Linked DNA regions of Homo sapiens: region 1 is linked to region 2. A link is an interaction called in ENCODE POLR2A ChIA-PET data of the cell type or tissue named here. Cell type or tissue: GM12878. All regions are shown on one strand. Links, peaks and the distances in the headings refer to the core of each region. The heading gives the core; the rest is flanking DNA.

Region 1 (2,918 bases), core at 280-2,779, 60 kb before region 2:
ATGTTAGGTCTCCCTTGGGAGGCTCAAAAAATAGGAGGTAAAGTTCTGTCAGCCACTGTGTGGTGCCACTCAGATTTTATTAGGACAAAGAGGGCTAATTAAATGTGAGGGGGCTGGCATAGGAAGCCATGAATTAAACTTTATTAAATGTGATGCAATGTTATGATAATAGTAACAAAATCATTGTTAGAATTTATACTGTATCACCTTTTATAAAGTTTAATTCTTGTCCACCAACACTAGCCATACCCATGGTGTCTGGTCTTCTGTTTTCTCACAGTGTTTGTGTACTTATTGAGTCTCAGCAGTTGGTCACAGGTTCAGTGATTTGTAATTTGAGAGGCTGGGATGAGTCAGGAGCTAGAACTGCAGTGAAAACTCAGTGCTATCTATAGTGAGCTACTGGAAATTATAGAAATTCTGGCCATAGTGGCCAGAGTACTTCATATAAAATATCAGATCCTCCCCAAAAGGCAGGAAACCAGAGGACTGAGCTTCTAAGTGGAGGTGACTTGTTCATTCACAACCTAAAAACCTAACAGAATTACAAAACTTCACAAACGTGATGAAGGGACATTAGCAATATCCTGATTTCATCTCTTCACTTTACACTTGAGGAGACTGTGGCCCAGGGAGGCTACATAGTCTGTTGGCAACAGAGGCAGGATTGGAAGAAAAATGAATAATGGCACTGTTTATAATTCCTTTATCACAAAATTGTTTCTTTTGATCTTCATAGCAACTTGCAGGTCAATAGTATTATCCCATTTAACAGGTAAGAGAACCAGGCCTGGAAGAAGCTAAGTGCATGGCCAGAGTCACTCAGGTGATAATAGCAGAGCTAGCATTCAGAGGTGAATCTTTTAATTCCCAGCTAGAATTAGAATCTCTGACCAATATTTGTTTCACTTTAGCACCGTGCCGCTCATTGGTCAGGAAGTAGGCTCTATTCACTTCCCCAGGGGTGTTTGGGGAATGAAATCAAGCCTCTTGGTTTTCTCTAGATCTCCATCTTGCTTACCTGGAGCACTGGCACCTGGTTTGGAACTTTCCAACACTTTGTCACTTAAAACTGTAATTTATGTAATATATAAATGTATTGGAGGTGTTCAGTGGATTCCACTTCAGCTTCTTTATCTGGTGTGAAAGTTAGGCATTTTCTTATTTTGTTGCCTTGCCTCTGCATGGTGTAGCATTGAGGTCAGGCAAGCCAGGGTTTAAATCCTAGCCCTACTACTTACTGACTCTTAAGTGACCTCAAGCAAACCATTTTACTTCTCTGAGTCCAACCTTATCATCTGTAAAATAAGGATAATAATGTCCATGTTATAGGCTTTTGTGCAGATGAAATGTATATGAAACACGTGGTGCCATGCCTGGCCCAAGGTAGGCACTCAGTAAATGTTCTTTTTCTCTTCCTCTTCCCTTCTCTCCATTCTCTCATTCTAAGGCATAAGCGGAATCATTACCCATTCCAGTAAAACTCTTAAATGCATGTTGAGGAACTTCTTTTCCATACTTCCTCCTCTGTCTTAGGGAAACTTTGGGAGTGGTGGGGAGGAAATGTTGTGTCAGGGGAGCCTGTTTTCAAGTCTTGGCAAGTTACTTCACCTCTCTGAGCTTCCATCCCCTCATTTTAACTGTGAAGATAAAAATATATGCCAGAAGATGGCTAAGAAGATGAAATAGTGTTGGGAAAGTGCTTTGCAAATTACAAGATATTCTTCAAATCTAAGTTTTATACTACAGAAAGTTCCTATACATTTAGTTTACAGTGGTTGTTTTTCTTAATAGGCTATCAAAAGAGCTGCTTCTGGACCCACAACAAACCCTGGTCTTCAAAGTTTGGCATAAAGGAGGTATGAACTCTGTTAAAAGAATATCTGCTTGCTTGTAAAAATAAGCTCACATCCTGTTAACAATCTACCATTCCTTTTTTTTTTTTTTTTTTTTTTTTTCCAAACCAAGTGAAGCATTCCCGACAGTGCTGGGAATGCAGATATGTGGTAGAGGGTAATCCCCCAGAAGGCCACATTATTCTCCTGTAAGAAAAAAAAAATTTTTTTTTTTGAACAAGATCTTGCTCTGTCACCTAAGCTGGAGTACAGTGGCATGATCATCTCAGTCTCCTGAGTAGCGGGGACCGCAAGCACATACCACTATGCCTAGCTAATTTTTTTTTTTTTTTTTTTTTGAGACAGAATCTTGCTGTGTTGCCCAGGCTGGAGGGCAGTGGCACGATCTTGGCTCACTGCAAGCTCCGCCTCCCAGGTTCACGCCATTCTCCTGCCTCAGCCCCCCAAGGAGCTGGGACTACAGGCGCCTGCCACCACGCCCGGCTAATTTTTTATATTTTTAGTAGAGAGAGGGTTTCAGCGTGTTAGCCAGGGTGGTCTCGATCTCCTGACCTCGTGATCCACCCGCCTCGGCCTCCCAAAGTGCTGGGATTACAGGCGTGAGCCACCGCGCCTGGCTGCTAATTATTTTTTTGTACAGACAAGGTCTCACTATGTTGCCAGGCTCTAACTCCTCTATCTCTAACTCCTGGGCTCAAGCAATCTCCTGCCGCAATCTCCTGCCTCAGCCTCCCAAAGTGCTGACACTACAGGCATGAGCCACCATACCTGGCCTATTCTCCTACAGAATTCAAGTACTTAAAAATTATATAATTTTGACTACCTGCTTAGTGCAGAAATCCAAGTACATTTCAGTCTTTCCTGTTGTATCTGTCAACCATCATAACGTACAGCCTGCCACATACAAGTGGCTTCCCCCCACGTTTGTATGATGATATTAAGCCTTCTGTTGACTCTGGCTTATTAACCAAGACCCTTGCATTATCAGGTAGTACACAAGAAGAAAGTCTAACCACATATTTTTTCTTATTTTAAGAACCTTCCCAAGAGGGATGTGCTGAT
Region 2 (2,918 bases), core at 294-2,793:
TTTTTGAATGAAAATTAAAGAACTACAATTTTATGTAACTTGGATGAATCTCACATAGCGTTGAGTGAAAGATACAAAATAGTACATATAGTATCATTCCATTTATATAATGTTTAAGAACAGGTAAAACAAATATTTGGTGTTAAAAATCAGGATACTGGTTATTCTTTGGGTGAATAGTGACTGATGGTAGACACAAAGGATCACTTCTGGGTGTTAGTAATGTTTCCTCATGTGTGCTCATTATACAGGGATGTTTGCTTTATAAAAGTTATTCATGCTGTATACTTAGGATTTGTGCACTGTTTTATATGTGTTTTACTTCAATAAAAGTTTACTTTAGGCTGGGAGTGGTGGCTCATGCCTGTAATCCCAGCACTTTAGGAGGCTAAGGCGGGAGGGTTGCTTCAGTCTGTAAACAGATTTTTTTTTTAAGACAGGGTATCACTGTTACCCAGGCTGGAGTGCAGTGGCGTGATCACGGTTCACTGCAGCCTCCAGACTCCTGGGCCCAAGCAATTTTCCTGCCTCAGCCTCTCAAGTAGCTGGGACTACAGGCACCTGCCACCAGGCCCAGCTAATTTTAAAATTTTTTATAGAGACAGGGGCTCGCTTTGTTGCCTAGGCTGGTCTTGAATTTCTGGACTCAAGTGATCCTCCCACCTCAGCTGCCCAAGTCATTGGGATTACAGGTGCTAGCCACCATGCCTGGCTACTCTTGCTGGTTTAATGATGGGAAATCTTTCACCAAAAGTTTGCAAATTTTCATATGAGCATCTGGACAACTTTTTTAAAGACCTACAAAACGTTCAAAACACTGGTGAAAAAGAAGTACAGAATAGAGAGAAATTTTGATCAGGCACTTACTCTGAAAAGCACAACACTGTGTCTGTGTCTCAGTGATGTGGTCACACAACCAAAACAACCCAACTGTGGTTTTCTTCTCAGTATCTTACACTGTGAAAGCCTTCTTGATTTGGAACCTGTGACTTGCAGCAGAGTTCTAAACAAGAATTGTATATTGCTTGTTTCATGGCTCCTCTCACCAATGAATCCAAATCCATCAGAGTAGAGCTCCTCAGCATATTAGACCAGTTATCCAGAAGTCATCCCCAGAAGTCATATCCCCGTTTCTTTTACTTTCCAAAGGTACAAGATCTCAAAAACTGTCAAGATATATTTCACCATTGTTATTCTTGCTATATTATTATTATGTCTTGGAGTTATGATCCTTGAAGTAATTCATGCTTCACATGTGCTTACAATGTTGAATGATGGGATGAGAGAAATCTTTTCCATTTGATAAAATAAAACCACAAGGAGGGTTTGCTTGTGTCGTATGGGTGCCCATAAAGCATTGAAAATATTAAGGAGCAAAGTGGATTTGCAGGATTTCTGTGGATATGTCACTATGCTGTACCATCTCATCAACGCAAACAGAAAGTGTGGTGATGCTTCTGATGAAAAAGGAAAACCTGATTTGACTTCCTGCTTTGAGCAGATGAGAGGACAGAGTCATTTGAAATGGTCATTGAGGAAGCAACCACAGATTCAACAACATAACAGAAATCTTAGGTTGCTACAACAGAAACAGACTGGGTTCCTCTTGAGCTATGCTTGTAATTCCACTGTTTAGCTCTGAATTCAATGAGTTTGTAGGAAAACAGTCACACTACAAACCTTGCAGAAAAGAAAGCCTTCAAAAACTCTTACTTTCCAGTAGAAAACTATATATGTTCTTAACTTTATTCACTCATTCTAGGAAGTTGCTTTAACACTAGATATTCACATTCAGGCTGGTTTTTCCAGTTTTCTTTACCTAAATCTTAAGTTCTACTTCTTGAAAAGAATGTAATGTGTAGAGATGGCATCTTATCAGAATGGAGAGATGGTCACCTTCCTCACTTCTCTCTGCTAATCTTCATTGGTATTAATTTTTTCACATAACTTGTTATTCACACTTTGTGTCTTTTTTCTTAAATACCTTTAAGAAAAAAGCTTTTATAAAGCTTTTATAAAGCTTTATACTGCCAGGCACTAAAAAGAATCCTGCTGGTGCAGAATAATTTAGGCTTAAATTATGTTCAAAGTGTGTTGTGTTGTAGTTTGGGTAACATTTAGTATTGTCTGGTGTCTTGATCATTATAACACATCCTAATTCAACAAAGAGCTTTTTAGCAAAAAGCACTTACTATATTTTTTACCTTGAGACAATCTGCATTTTTTTATAAATCTAAGGATAAACTTTATAGACTTTATGATAACTGTTAATGTAATGTCATTATGAATATTGGTGATTTTCAGTGTTAGTTTGTCAAACGTATATCTGGTTTAATTTTATATTTTGTTACCTACACTCTGGAGGATAATGGAGATTTTATTCTTCCTGTGAAAAGGCTTCTTGGTATTTAAAGTAGCAAAAGTATAAAATAATGAACATCCAGTATTGAGAAATGATATGATGGAACATTAAAAATTCCTGTGGATATTTATAAATTATATGTCAGTTAAACCTTGTCAAAGGTATGCAAATCAGCATACCTTAAGCTTGTTTTAGAAGGTCTCAACTCAGACTATGAAGATTCACTGACATCTTATAAGAAGCCTTGGAAAACATTCTCTTTTTTTTTTTTGCTGAGACGGAGTCTCACTCTGTCACCCAGGCTGGAGCGCAGTGGCATGTTCTCGGCTCACTGCAACCTCTGCCTCCTGGGTTCAAGCGATTCTCCTGCCTCAGCCTCCCCAGCAGCTGGGACTACAGGCATGTGCCACTGCGCCCAGCTAATTTTTGCATTTTTAGTAGAGACAGGGTTTTGCCATGTTGGCCAGGCTGTTCTGGAACTCCTGACCTAGTGATCTGCCTGCCTCGGCCTCCCAAAGTGCTGGGATTACAGGCATGAGCCACTGCCCCTGGCCAT

What was found. Peaks named below come from ENCODE experiments on the same cell type or tissue, not always from the same donor. Only the 100,000 strongest peaks of a DNase experiment are listed, where the experiment ranks them.
Region 1: POLR2A ChIA-PET joins it to region 2 with 5 read pairs; 8 of 35 experiments call an interaction of 5 or more read pairs at or near these places.

Annotation. Positions count from the first base shown.
Region 1 is chr11:74,053,548-74,056,465 of GRCh38, reverse strand. It overlaps C2CD3 (C2 domain containing 3 centriole elongation regulator), which reads left to right. Exons shown (of 33, transcript NM_001286577.2): 26 at 1,795-1,859. Among named protein-coding and RNA genes, the nearest start is that of UCP3, 46 kb to the right of the region's middle. In GM12878, for the core only: no CTCF peak of the experiment used is centred there; no DNase peak of the experiment used is centred there.
Region 2 is chr11:73,993,984-73,996,901 of GRCh38, reverse strand. It overlaps the pseudogene LOC100421622. Among named protein-coding and RNA genes, the nearest start is that of UCP2, 13 kb to the right of the region's middle. In GM12878, for the core only: no CTCF peak of the experiment used is centred there; a DNase peak (open chromatin) is centred at 1,522; H3K27ac peaks cover 1,745 bases.